Linked DNA regions of Homo sapiens: region 2 is linked to region 1. A link is a contact called in ENCODE Hi-C or POLR2A ChIA-PET data. All regions are on one chromosome and are shown on one strand. The core of a region is the stretch at or near the end of the contact, and the rest is flanking DNA. Distances in the headings are between cores, read along the strand shown. Region 1 holds the start of DMPK (DM1 protein kinase). Region 2 holds the start of CKM (creatine kinase, M-type).

Evidence for each region. Hi-C counts contacts between places; a loop is a spot of excess contacts on that map. ChIA-PET counts read pairs that join two places held with the same protein, here RNA polymerase II (POLR2A). Pooled maps may share reads with other maps.
Region 2: a map of gastrocnemius medialis shows a loop between it and region 1 (2.1-fold over the local background). The contact joins the promoter of CKM here to the promoter of DMPK in region 1. A Hi-C loop is called at or near these places in 2 of 168 maps with a recorded cell type or tissue (gastrocnemius medialis and sigmoid colon) and 1 of 50 pooled maps. POLR2A ChIA-PET finds 5 or more read pairs at or near these places in 1 of 52 experiments (Panc1).

What each region holds. Positions count from the first base shown.
Region 1 is chr19:45,779,540-45,786,656 of GRCh38, forward strand. DMPK (DM1 protein kinase) reads right to left here and starts at 2,951. Exons shown (of 15, transcript NM_004409.5): 1 at 2,654-2,951; 2 at 239-330. The coding sequence starts at 2,813. DMWD (DM1 locus, WD repeat containing) reads right to left here. Exons shown (of 5, transcript NM_004943.2): 3 at 6,055-7,117; 4 at 5,102-5,176; 5 at 3,408-4,751. The coding sequence ends at 4,704. RefSeq lists a silencer at 13-182.
Region 2 is chr19:45,319,187-45,326,303 of GRCh38, forward strand. It overlaps CKM (creatine kinase, M-type), which reads right to left and starts at 3,689. Exons shown (of 8, transcript NM_001824.5): 1 at 3,635-3,689; 2 at 335-545. The coding sequence starts at 527. RefSeq lists an enhancer at 4,413-4,655.

The sequences.
Region 1 (7,117 bases), core at 1,701-4,200:
AGACAGAGTGGAGACGGCGGGAAAACAAAAGGGCTCGCCCAGACCCAACTCCACCCGCTTCTGCACCCAGCCGTGGCCCCGCCCCACCTGCCACACCACGCCCATTGGTCCCAAGCCCCGCCTCCAGCCCAGCCCTAGGTTCTAAGGCTCGGTCATTCATCAATTTCTAAGGCCCCGCCCCAACCCCTATGCCCCGCCCACCACGAGTCAAGTCAGGCTCCCGCCCGGTTCGGCTTACCTCGCTGAACGCCCCGCGTCCGATCACCTTCAGAATCTCGAAGTCGTCCCTCTGCAGTCGGACCTCCTTAAGCCTCACCACGATGGGCTCCGCTGGGGGGGTGGTGGGGGAAAAGAACCGAGGGTCACCAGAAAGGGCACTGGAGACAAGGGGGAAAGCCCCACCCTCTGTCTGTCTCCCCTTCTCTCTGCCTCTCAGCTTCACCCTAGGACTGTCTGCTTCCCAGGGGCTTCCCCACATAAACACCGTGTAAGGTTCTGGGGGCCAAAAATGCCCTCCCATAGAGGTGAGATGCCTGAGAAGCCCTTTGCGGGACAGGGCATTGGCCCAGAGGGCTCCAAGGGTGTGCAGGATGGTTAGGGTGGGGTAACGGAGTCTGCAGAAGGACAGACCCTAAAGAACAAGGGGAGAAGGAAATAAGACCCAGTTCTTCCACCTTCCACCCTGACTCCAGGTGACAGTTCAGGTGCAGCCAGGGCCCCACCCCCACGTTCTCATGTAGAATGTCCTGGGTAACGGCCCAGACGTGGGGTTGTATCCAGTACCTCTAGATTCAGATGCAGGTGGTTCTTGAACCACACTTTGGAAAACCCTGGATTTGGGGCTGGGGGAAGGAACAGGACAGGGAGACAAAGGTAGCATGGTCACATATCCCAGACTCAAGTGCTCCGGTCCAGCCCATCTCTCAGTCCTCCAGGAGGAGTGCTTTAGTCCTACCCCTTATTTACAGATGACAATCAGGCCTCTCAGAAGTCAAGGTCCTATGACTAGGAATGTTAAACTGGGCAGCCTGGGTGGGGGACCAGCTGGGGTGGAGGCTTGTGGCTCAGGGACTGTGGGGACAGGGAGGCCTGGACTCCCGGGGGTGGAAGAAGTGGAGGCAGGATGGAGAGAGGGATGGGTATGGGAGGGGAGGGAAGGAGAGGAGACAGTGGGTTCTGGAGGAAAGAGAGGGGTTCCGGGGGGTTCCGGGAGAGTGGGCCAGCAGGGACGAACCAGCCAGGGCTGAGGACGGGGGAGGGAGGAGAGAGCCAAGACATTGAGCCCTTTTAAGGCAGCAGGAACCCTGGCCCCCTCCCCCGCCCCAGGCCTGGCAGGGGAGGGGCCGCGAGATGCAGCTCGGGCCACAAAAGGAGTGCTCCTCCCGGGAGCGCCAGACCCCTACCCCACCCGGTCTCAGTTTACCCTGCCAACCCAACTTCATCCTCTACTAAAGGGAGGCCAGGAGAGTCATTAGGGGCTGTGGGAGGTTGGGAGAAGGTTTTTCCAGAGGCTGAATGGCCTGGCCCTTCTTGGCCTCCACCTTCCCATCTGTGAAATGGGAGGAGGAGGGAAAGGAACCAGGCCTGGGTCAGAAAGAGATGGACACAAGAGGAAGCAGGGGAAGGCGGAGAAACAGGAAACAAGTGTCACACACAGTTTGTTACACACAGGCCAAAAACCAAACACCAGTCACTGAGGGCCAGACATATGAGGGCCAGAGGGGCAGGGTGCTGGGAATGAAAGAAACCAGTGACCAGTGAGCCCGAGTCCTGGGCTTGGGGAGGAGGTGGGCAGACAAGGCAGCTGGCAGAAGCGGAAGCATCCTCCTTCCAGCCCTGGCCCCAGGCCCTGGAAAGCCCTTGCAAGAAGGGGTTTTGTGGGACAGCTGGAAGGTTGGAGGCCCTGGGCCAGGAGAACTAAAGGACGCAGGGACCCGGGGTGGCGGGAATGGTGGCTGACCCACACGGCTCATAGGAACCGAGACTTTGGGGCTGGGGGTGGGGGTGGGTGCAGAACCTACAAAAGAAGGAGACACACCCAGAAGAACCCAAAGTTGTCCCTCCTGGATCGCAGAGGAGGGGGCACTGGTGGCGCCTGTCTGCAAAGCTGGTTCTCCCACAGGGCCCGCGTGAGTCACCGCCCTCCCAGTGCCTGGGCACCTGTTGGGGCAGCTGGAGAGGCTGGCGCCGAACACCTGCCTGTCGGCTGCGCCCCTGGCAGCTGCCCCATGCTGGCCCTCCTGGCTTGCCCCAGGCCACAGGAAACCAGGGGAGAGGGCCATAGAGCCCACTTTTGGGGGGAGGGTCCTAGGAGAGGGAGCTCCCAGCATGACCCTGACCCTGACCCTGAGGCGGGGTGCAGAGAGGCCATGGGAGGCTGTTGGCAGCCTAGCCTGCTGTGACTCCTAAGCCATGGCTCTGAGTCACAGCCACCCTAGCCTCTGCTGACCTTACTCTGCCCCTCCAGAGTGGTGGCATAGGACAGAGAAATGTTGCCCCAGGGCCCAGGTCCACACTCTGAGCCCCAGGATGGGAGGATCTCCCCATGCCCATCCTGCCATCCTGCCCCCCCAACAGCCAGGCCTCTGTGCCCAGACCTGTCTCCTGCCCCACCCCCACCCCATCTGCAGGAGCCCCGAGGGTAGGCACTCACCCCACTGCAAGAAGTCGGCCACGTACTTGTCCTGGGCCAGTTCGGAGGCGCCCAGCTCCTGGTGGACGCCCAGGAGAAGGTCGAGCAGGGGCTCCAGCCCCAGGAAGCCCGGGTCCAACACCAGCTGCTGGAGCCGCCTCAGCCGCACCTCGGCTGACATGTTGGACAGGCAGCACCATGGCCCCTCCCCGGGCCGGGGGCTCGGGGTCCTCCTGTCACAGGGCCTGGCAGCCCCTGTCCAGGCCCTGGAGCCCTGGCTGCATGTCTGCCTGTCCCTGGCTGTCCCCTGGGCCTCTCTGGCCACTTCTCTCTGCGGCCGGCCGAGGCCTCCTCCCCTTCTCCCCACCCCTTGGTCCAGCCCCCCTCCCGCCTCCCAGCCTTAACCCCTCACAAGCCAGCCCCCCAAGCTCCCTCCTTCCAGGGCCCTTCAGAACCCTTCAGTGCTAGAGTAGGGGGAATGCATGGAGAATCTCAGCTGTCACACTGTCACCCCAATAAAAAGGTAGAGCACAGAGGAAGCCACAGGTGTGATGAATTTCAAGAAGAACCTGCCCATTGCTGAAACAGGGCCAATTGAGGCTGAGTGACCCAGTAGCAACCACCCCCTTGCTCCCGACAAGCTCCAGAACTGGGGGCTAGGGGGTGAGGGCTGGGGGTTGGGGCTGGGTGGGAGAAAGGGGTTGAGGCCTGGGAAGGGGACGGGAGGCCAGGGCAGCTTCTTGGGTGACTCAGAGATGGATTCCGACTCGGACAGTTAAATTTAGCCCTCAGGCTCTCTGCTTTATACCAGCTTTTTTTTTTTTTTTTTTTTTTTTTCCCAGGAGGTGGGGAAGGGGTGGTGAGGACAGGACCAGGAGGGGGCACCCTCAGAGCCTGAACAGGGGTGACCTGCTGCCCAAAGGCTGGGGGAGGAAAGTGGTGGAGCCAAGCCCTCCCTGGGCAAACGAGACCCCAAAATAGCTCCTTGGCCCCTGGCCGGGGAGCCACATTCCTGCCCAGGCTGGGATTAGAAACAGAAACATTTCGGGGGGTGGAGGGTGGCGCGGGAAGACACACTCCCTGCGGCTCCGAGAGCCAAGAGGAATCTGAGCTCTTCTTTCCAGGGTGGACGGTTCTCCAGAGTGGAAGTCGGGGCCTCCAACCGGCCTGGGGTGCCTGGGCCTTGAGAGGGCCAGGCCTGAGAAACTAGGAGGCAAGGACCGAGGAGTCCCAGCTGGGCAGGGCCTGGGAAACGTGGTCCTGGGCAGTTCTGATAATTTAAAAAACACCGAGGACTTTGATGAGGGGCCCTGGCTGCGGGCAGGATGCTCTTCTCCCCAAGAGGGTCCTGCTCCAGCCGCTGGTGTGGGTCACCAGTTGTGTGACTCGCAGGTCCGTTCCCTCCCTGGGCTCCGGCTTTTCCTGCTATGAAAAGGGGTGGGAGGCGCTGGGCTGGGAGCAGGCCTGCACTCCTCCTCTGGGGAAAGCGGACTGCCTAGAACCACAGAGTACACACACAGGTCCTCTACATCATCTCCTCCGAAGGGGACAGACCCGCTGAGAAAACAGGGAACTTTAGTATAAATAAGAGGTCCTGCGGGACAGGGAGGAACCTGAGGGGCTTCCATAATTTAACACTCTTCAAAAGCACAGACAATAGCAAGGGCAGCTGGGGTGGGGGCCGGGCGAGGGCTGGACCACCCCCGGCCCTGCCCACTCAACTGAGGGGCACACTGCAGACCTGGGGCTCTTGTGGCAGGGGCGGGGAGTCTCTCCCCAGGAGTGACCAGTCACATGCTGGGGACAGGGATGAGGGTAACACTGATGTTTCAGAGGAAGAGGTCATTGTACTTGGCAGTGGGTGGGGGACAAGGCTGAGGCCACAAGGGCTATTACATCGCCCGTGTCCGGGCCAGTCTGGGGGGCCCCCAAATTTTGTGCAGGTGGGGGGACTGGAGCAGTCCATCCATCATGGTTAGTCTTGTTAATACGTTGATCTGTGAGGTCAGCAGGGAGGGTTATGGCTAGGAGGCTGGGGGCATGGGGTTGGGGGGGCCCGATATCCATGGCTTCACACCACTGTGCCACTCGGGGAGTTGCCTGGTTGGGAGGAGATGCCCTGGGGAAGATGAGAGGGAGAGATGGGAGGGGTTAGAGACCACCTGGGCTTCAGCCAGTGTCAAGGGGAGGGAGCCAGCCCAGAGTCCCCAAAGCTGCTGCCACCCTGGCCTTGCCCTTGGGTCCGCCCTAGACCCCCCAGAGGCCACTGCTCTAGGCTGGGAACTTGCATCTTAGCTAGCTTCCTGTCCTGGCAGTCAGCACTTTCACGCAATAATCAAAGTCCTTGGCGGATCCTGAGTGAGACCATGGGGTAAGGGTAAGGGTGGGAGGGGAGGGGGAAACTGGAGCTCCCTTCTAACTTGGGAGGGACCCTGAGGTGCTGGGGAAAGAACTCAGGGACAGTCCTACCTCTACCACTGACTTGCTGGGTGACCTGGGCCAACTTCCTTCCCCTGTCTGGGCCTCGGTCTCCTCGTCTGTGAACTACGGAGACAGAGGGGTCTCTTTTAGGACTCAACCAGACTCCCCAAATCCCACCACTCTTGCCTCTGAGTCACTCAGACTGTGCTCTCAAGTTCTAGGGACTCAGGACTCTACGATTCCAAAACTGAGGATCTGAGGAACCAAGCCACGGCCTCCAGGACCCTGGGCAACTGAGTCCAAGCCCTAAGAAGCTGAGACACCCAAGACGAGCTCCGAACTTACAAGATGCCAGGCCTGATTCGCCTACTATGACCTTCCCAACGCCACAGCCCACCCAGGAGGCAAGCACATCCACCCACTGCCCATCCTACAGGCTCTGTTCTAAGAGGTGATGAGTTGGAGGTCAGAGGGGGCAGTGACTTGTCCAGGGTCACAGAGGGAGTGGGACTGGAACCCAGGCCTGGGATTCCCAGCCTGTGCCTTCAGCAGGAGGCTCAGATCCTGAGTCCCAGACCCAGGCTGGCAGCCATGCCCACAGGCTTGAGCTCGCCCCTAGTTTTGGCCTGAAGTACTCAAAAAAGTTTCACGATTTAAAAAACAGATGTTCAACAGAAATAGATTCTGGTTCGAGTGACAGGCAGTAAGACCTGGCCATGTGGGGCCCATCTGCTGCCCTTCAGACGGCCAGCCTTGGATGCCCCAATTCCTAGCTGGCTCTCACACCCACCCCTCTTTCTGCTGCCTGCTGCCTAGGGCTAGACCCCCTCACTCTAAGGATCTGAGAGGTCTTGTACTGAGACACTAAGATTTCCCTGGCTTCCCCTCACCCCACGGAGCCAGAGGCTGTGACAGCAACAAAGCCCTCTCTCTGCCAATGCCTGCCTCTTCCCACGAAAGGTCCTGCCAGGTCCCCGGCAGGCTGGTGTGGGGCCACTCACCGCCTTGCCCGGCCGGGCCCAGGTGCAGATGAGGCCCTCCTGGCAGGCAGTGATGATGCAGTCCTCCAGGAACAGGAGGACTGTGAGCCGCTCCTGGGCGATCTTCTTGCACACAAGGGGCTCCAGCAGGGGCACCTCGTGGATGCGCGGGCACAGCGCAGTGCCCAGCACCTTGGCGGGGTCCAGGCGGCTGCGGGGAACAGGGCCGCTGGGCTTCTCCCCACCACTGCCACTGCCGCCACTGCCACCCCGGCTGATGTTGCCCAGGCTGTGGTAGCGCTTGTGCTCCTTCTCTGCCCCCCGGTCCCGCCGCTCCTGCAGTGTGAGCGTGGCGAAGCGGCCAATGCTGAATGGTGTGCCAGGCTCTGCCGCCACACCCGGGCCGCCCGCCTTGCCCCCGCCAGCTGGGTGCGGGAGACTGTTGGAGCGGGACAGCGAGCGAGGCAGGGGGCCTGGGCCAGGCTCGCCACCCCTCGAGCTGCTGGCGGCCGGTGGCGTGGTGCCAGGTGTGCCAGGGAGGGTGCGGGTGCGGGCCAGGGGGGGGTGCGGGTAGAGCACGTCTTCAGTGAGGTCCCACAGGCAGAACTGCGTGTCCTGGCCCGCCGAGCCAAAGCGGTAAGTAATGGAGCCAGCCTTGGGCAGTGGAGAGAGCGGGGCGCCCCCGGCCGAGCCTGTGCCCGCAGCCTCGGGCTCCTCCTCCTCCTCTTCGCCGCTCCGCTCCCCATCAGCACCGGCTGCTGTCGCCGCCTCCTCTGCCCTTGTGGTGTAGGGGTCAAAGGCCACAGCGTTGACCCAGGACTTGTGGCCATGGCCTCGAGCCACCACGCGGCCCTCGGTGAAGGACCACACGGTGACCAGGTCATCTTCGCCACCCGTCACCACGTAGCGGCCGTCAGGGCTCCAGCACACACACAGCAGGCCCCCAAAGTAGCTCTTCATGAGCCCACGCAGGAGCATGGAGTCGAAGTGGAAGACGCGCAGGCAGCCATCCTGGCTCACACAGGCCAGGTGCCGGCCATCGGGCGAGAAGGCGAACTCGTTGAGGGGCCCCTCACCCACCGCC
Region 2 (7,117 bases), core at 2,439-4,938, 460 kb before region 1:
GCCAGGTGCCACTCTAAGCACTGCACAGCCATTGACTTGTGTTTTCACAACGTGGGCGCCCATTTTTCAGATGAGGAGACTGAGGTTCAGGAGGTGAACCGACCTCCTTGGGGATCTCACATTATTCTCGTGCATGTTTATTGCGTGGTTTGCTGAGTACCTCGCACTGTCCCAAGCCTTTATGTATATTAATGCATTGATTCCCACAACAGCCCCATTTTACAGATGAGAAAACTGAGGCCCCCCCCCCTTCAAGGGTGGTGGGATTGGGGCATGGCCGGCAGCCTCCAGAGCCCCCATGTAGCCCCTTCAGTGCTCCACTGGGGAGGCTCACCTGGGTTGTCCACTCCTGTCTGGATGACATCGTCTACAGTGAAGCCAGATGGAGTCTCCTTGTCCCGCAGCTTCTTGTAGAGTTCAAGGGTCAGTACCTTGGCCATGTGGTTGTTATGTTTGCTGAGGTCGGGGTACTCCTCCTCAGGCTTGTAATTCAGCTTGAACTTGTTGTGGGTGTTACCGAATGGCATGGTGGCGGTGTAGGAGACCTGATGGGCAGGGCAGGAGGGGAAGATTGAAGATTAGCTGGCATCTTTTTTCTTCTTCTTCTTCTTTTTTTTTTTTTGAGACGGAGTCTCGCTCTGTCACCCAGGCTGGAGTGCAGTGGCACGATCTCGGCTCACTGCAAGCTCCACCTCCTGGGTTCACACCATTCTCCCGCCTCAGCCTCCCGAGTAGCTGGGAATACAGGCGCCCGCCACCACGCCGGCTCATTTTTTGTATTTTTAGTAGAGACGGGGTTTCACCATGTTAGCCAGGATAGTCTTGATCTCCTGACCTTGTGATCCGCCCGCCTCGGCCTCCCAAAGTGCTGGGATTACAGGCGTGAGCCACTGCACCCGGCCTTTTCTTCTTTTTTTTGAGATGGAGTCTCACTCTGTTACCCAGGTTGGAGTGCAGTGGCGAGACCTCGGCTCACTGCAGCCTCCACCTCCCAGGTTCAAGAGATTCTCCTGTCTCAGCCTCCTGAGTAGCTGGGATTACAGGCGCACACCACCATGCCTGGCTAATTTTTTTGTATTTTTATTAGAGATGGGGTTTCACCATCTCTACTGGTTGGCCAGGCTGGTCTCGAACTCCTGGCCTCAAGTGATCCACCCGCCTCGGCCTCCCAAAGTGCTGGGATTACAGGCGTGAGCCACTGTGCCCCGCCTAGCTCGCATCTTGCAGACAGCAGCAAGAGAACTGGGCAAGGCGTTGGGGTCAGGCAGGCTGTGTAACTTGGAGCAAGAGAAATCCTCTCTCTGAGCCCCTGTGTCTCAGCAGGAAGGCATCCGGAGTCTTAGATCAAGGGCCTGGCTCTGCCGTATCCCAGTTGGGTGAGCCTGGACTAGTCATTCTTGCTGGAAACTCAATTTCCCCAGGTGGAAAACGGGCCCCTCCCGGAGGCTGGAAAAATATTTTGTGTGGGTAAGAGTGTAGGTTCTGGAATCAGCCCAGGGTTTGATTCCCAGCTCTGCTACCTACAACCAGCTGTGTGGCCAGGGGCAAGTTGCTTAACCTCTGTGCCTCAATTTACTCATCTAGAAAATGAGGATCCTAACAGCACTTGCCGCATGGGAGTGTTGAAAAGATTAAATGTGTGAATACAGGTGTAGCTCTCGGAACAGTGCCTGGTACACAATAAGCATTATTTCACTTAGCTGCTATTATTATTATTATTATTATTATGTTTGAGACAGAGTCTCGCTCTGTCGCCCAGGCTAGAGTGCAGTGGCATAATCTCAGTTCACTGCAACCTCCACCTCCCAGGTTCAAGCAACTATCCTGCTTCAGCCTCCTGAGTAGCTGCAACTACAGGCGTGTGCCACACCTGGCTATTTTTTTTTTTGGTATTTTTAGTAGAGTTGGGGTTTCGCCATGTTGGCCAGGCTGGTCTTGAACTCCTGAACTCAAGTGATCCGCCCACCTCTGCCTCCCAAAGTGCTGAGATTACAGGCATGAGTCACGGCACCTGGCCTGTTGTTGTTATTTTAAAGGTTCGTGCGAGGAGCTGGTGAGAAGGTGGAGGTGAGGGTGCTGCTGGGAGTATGTGAGCAGGTTCTTGGATTATCAATCCAAAGACAAAGGGCTGGGTCGGGGGAGGGCTGGGTAGCTGCCCCCACCTCTGCCTGCTGACAGTTCTCCCACAGGGCTCAGAAGGGAAGAAAAGCTCAGCCTCTGGGTCGTCAGAGGCAGGTTCAAATCCCACCTATGCCATTTCCCTGCTGTGTGACCCCAGGCCAGTCACTAGGCCTCTCTGGACCTCTGTCTCCTGTGAACTGAGCCTGCCCCGTAGGATTGCCAGGATCCTCTGAGCTTGGCCATGAGGTTGGCTGAGCACAGGCCCTGGCATGGAGTTGGAGCCTGGAACCCTGGTGGCTGCTATTATTGTTATTTGTTATTACTACTTTTTTGCAGAGATGGGGTCTCACTATGTTGCCCAGGCTGGTCTGGGACTCCTGGCCTCAAGTGATCCTCCAGCATCGGCCTCCCAAGATGCTGGGATTATGCGTGTGAGCCACTGCGCCAGGTCCTACTGTTATTATTATTTTATTCACTGGACCCAGAAAGGAGAAGGGACCCAGAAAGGAGAAGGGGCCTCCAGCAGCGGTGGGAGACGGGGATGGGAAGCAGGTGGGATTGTGGGAGGGAGATTGGGACCACGGTGAGCTGAAGCCAGGGAAGAGGAACAGGGACCCGCCAAAGACCTTGGGTGCTGCTGTCCAGGGTGGTTATTTTTAGAATCTGGCAACTGCCTGCCATCCCACCCCCAGCTGCTGCCCCGCCCCACCCCCACATTCCGGGGCTCGGCTTGCACCAAGTCAGCAGGCCCAAGACAGGTGGGCCAGGGTGGCTGGGAGGACACGGGTCCAGGCCTCGGGGCTCAAGGACATCCTGGGATGGCAGCCCAGACCCCCTCCCTTCAGAGGATGCCCCCCTAATCCCTGCCAGGGACACCCCAGGAGAGGGCACTGAGGCAGGGTGGTGACCCCCCCCACAAGAGACATAAGCAGAAAGCCCCAGAGCCACACACCCCCACCACCGCAGACTCCCCAGATCACACTGTAAACTAAGTCACACAGTCACACTTCCAAACTCAAGGACATGCCCAGGACACTCATGTGTCCGCTACTAAGTCAGAAACAAGGTCACAGGGACCCACACAGTAGCAAACGCAAAGAAAGCCTGCGACACCTGCTCTTGCAGACTCTGCTAGGCGACAGACACACCTCCCACGGCTTGTGGCGCCAGTGTTGGCGACAAACTGTAATGAACACAGGCCTGGCTCAACAGCCCCTTGCAGGGGGTGACAGTTGGCAGCTGTCAGGACCCCTTTCATCTCGGATCCCTCCCCATAACCCAAGACTTGTGCCGCAGAAATCACAGGTCCCAGTGGGGGGTTCAGGCAGCCTCACAGATGGAGGGGCCTCCCAGACACACAAGGGTCAACCTTCCCACGCACCGACCTGCCTTTGTATAGGAGGATGTTGGTGGAGCAAGGGGTGACACACAGACCCTTTCCCAAGCCAAGCCTCTAGCACCCACAGAAATCCCCTACTCTGGCCCCCACCCAGATTCCCGCCCCGTGCAGTACCTGGCTGGGCTGGGCTGAAGGGGGGCTGTCTGTATCCTGGAGGTGACACTGACCCAAAGGAAGGGCCAGCAGCCGTGGCCTTATATAGGGGGACCTAGGCTGTGCTATTGGCTGGGAGGGGTTGTCCCCAGGGAGGAGTTCTGGAGGGCAGCTGAGCCTCTCACCTCCCTGCTCCCGCACCATACCCACCCTGAACCCAGGCATGCTTTGCGCCCAGCCCCATGGCCTTGTATGGGCTGAGCCGCCCCAGGGGCTGGGCTCACGCCCCCCCACCAAGCTGATACCCTGACCAAGTGCTGAGTTGGGCTGGCGGTGGGGACAGCTGGCCCCCCGCCGGGAACATGGGACGGTGGCTGGGAACGTCCCAAGCACGTAGAAGCCACCGTCCCCTGGCCCCTGAGTCTCCTTCAGCCACCAGCCCTTCCTGTGGCCCTCGGCTCCCCCTGTGCCCCCTGGGCCCTCACCCCTACCCGAGTCCCAGCGGCACCTCGGGGAACCAAGGTGTGGCTCCAGGAGGAGCAGATACCCTGTGAGCTGGAGGAAGCAGAGGCCGGGAGAAGGACCAATTGCAATGGAGGGCAGTCTAACCCCAGAAACCCGCGCTTGGGCGCCCCTTCCTCCTAGGGACTGAGTGGAGGGGAAACTGAGGCTGGCTGAGTTGGAGAGATTCAAACTCAGGGCAAGGGTGGGAGGCGGTGGTCACCCTCCCCCCCACTTAACCCTCGCCCCCTCGGTGCCACTGGGAGATTTCCGCTGTGCGGGGGACAGGGAGGGTCTCGGTCGCCGGGAAAGGAGTTATTTTTAGAGGGCGCTTTGCTGTCTCCTCTGCCGCAAAGGCCGAGACCCGAGGCGCTGGGTATGGGGGGGTTCGGGGGCAGGTGTTGGAGGGGGGTTCGCCACGTGTCCTGGTTAATTATAACCGGGCGTCTCGGGTGTCCTCGGGCCTCGCCTCCTTACAAGGGCAGCCACGGGGCCCTGGGTGGCCGCTCCCACCTCCCGGGGAAGGGGGCTGGGCAGCGACGCCGTTCAGAGCGCGGGCGCCAGACTCGCGCAGATCTGGGCAGAGCAAGCGCTCTCGGCGCCTCGGCTGTGAGCAAGGACTTCCAGGGCTGAGAGGGGGGTTCTGTGGAGGAGAGTACAGTATAGAGGAAGCCGCTTTCTCCTCCTGGGACGCGCCAGGATTGCAGGCTGATCGGGTCTCCTCCTCCAGGGAGCTCCCAGGATTGCGACGAAGAAAAGAATGTCCCTTCCCTCTGAGTTCCTCCCTATCCCAGGGTCTCCTGGGTCTCCTTCACATCTTCTTAGGCAGGTGAGGACTGGCTTAGAGAAAGGGAGCCTCTGTGCCTCTCCCTCAGACTCCTGATCTGAGGGGGGAGGGGAGAGGGGTGCTTTAGAAATATTTACATGGGGCCCAGCCCTTTCCCAGCAAGCTCAGATTGCCGAGGGTCTCCTTCACGGTTACGGAAACTGAGGCCCAGAAAACCAAATGGAACTGGTCTCGAAACAGGGATCTATCAGGCACTTCCTGAGGCTACAACAAAACACAAAACCCCCGCCGTCCTGGAGGTGATAGTGCAAGAGGGTCACAGATGAGGGGACGGCACAGCAGCAGGGGAGGTCGAGGCAGGCCTCTTTGGGAAGATGACATCTGAGCAGAGACCTGAAGGAGAACAGGGAGCCAGCCATGTGCGGCTCTGGGGGGAACAGCAGGTGCAAAGGCGCTGAGGTGAGAATGGCTGGGCACATCTGAGGACAGACAGGAAGGAGGCCAGGGGACTGGAGCAGATGGGGCCAAGGAGAGAGTGGGAGGAAGAAGATGAGGTTGGAGGGGAGACAGGAGCAGACCCATGGTGCCCTAGGGGCTGTGGGAGGAGTTTTAATCCCATTGTGATTGACAGTGAAAATGTTAGATGGGCCGGGCACAGTGGCTCAGGCCCGTAATCCCAGCACTTTGGGAGGCAGAGGCGGAGGCGGGTGGATCACTTGAGGCCAGGAGTTCAAGACCAGCCTGGCCAACATGGTGAAACCCCATCTCTACTAAAAGTACAAAAATTAGCCTGGCATGGTGACACACGCCTGTAATCCCAGCTAGCCAGGAGGCTGAGGCATAAGAATTGCTTGAACCTAGGAGGTGGAGGTTGCAGTGAGCTGAGATGGCACCATTGCCCTCCAGCCTGAGTGACAGAGCAAGACTCAGTCTCACAAAAAAAAAAAAAAAGAAAAGAAAAGAAAAAGAAAATGTTAAATGAACCAGGTATAGAAAGACAAACATCACAAGTTATTTGTGGGATCTAAAAATCAAAACAAGGAGGCTGAGGCAGGAGGATTGCTTGAACCCAGGCAGTCGAGGCTGCAGTGAGCTGTGATCGAGCCACTGCTGCACTCCATCCTGGGCAAGAGAGTGAGACCCTGTCTCACACACACAAAAATTAATTAAAATAACTAAAGGAGTATAATTGGATTGTTTGTAATATAAAGGATAAATGCTTGAGAAGATGGATACCCCATTCTCCACGATGTGATTATTACAAGTTGCATGCCTGTATCAAAACATTTCATGGCCGGGTGCAGTGGCTCACGCCTGTAATCCCAGCACTTTGGGAGGCCGAGGTGGGCAGATCACCTGAGGTCGGGAGTTCAAGACCAGCCTGATCAACGTGGAGAAACCCTGTCTCTACTAAAAATACAAAATTAGCCGGGGTGGTGGCACATGCCTGTAATCCCAGCTACTCGGTAGGCTGAGGCAGGAGAATCGCTTGAACTCGGGAGGCAGAGGTTTCTGCGGGCCGAAATCGCGCCATTGCACTCTAGCCTGGGCAAAAAGAGTGAAACTCCATCTCAAAAAAAAAAAAAAAAAAAAGAACAAAACGTTTCATATACCCCATAAATATACACACCTACTAAATACCTACAAAAAATTTTTTAGAATAATTTTTTAAAATATTAAATGGAAAAAATCATCATCATCATCCCACTGTGAGACTGACAGGAGGCACTGAGGGTCATAAGCAGGGAAGAGGCTGGATCCATGCCACACGCATTTTGGGTGGCACGGTCCAGCCACACCTTGTGGGAGGGTTTGTTTTTTTTTTTTTTTTTTTGAGATGGAGTCTTGCTCTATCACCAGGCAGGAGTGCAATGGTGCGATGTCAGCTCACTGCAACCTCCGCCTCCCAGGTTCAAGCGATTCTCCTGCCTCAGCCTCCCGAGTAGCTGGGACTACAGGCATGGGCCACCACGCTCTGCTAACTTTTATATTTTTAGTAGAGAAGGGGTTTTGCCATGTTGGCCAGGCTAGTCTCAGACTCCTACCTCAGGTGATCCACCCACCTCGGCCTCCCAGAGTGCTGGGATTACAGGCGTGAGGCACCCTGCCGGGCCCATTGCACATTCTTTTTAGCCACACAGTGCCAGAAGCCTTTTCTATGTTCGGGGATTCCCCACTGTAAGCCCTCCTCCTTTGGAGAAGCCAAAGATGCCAGA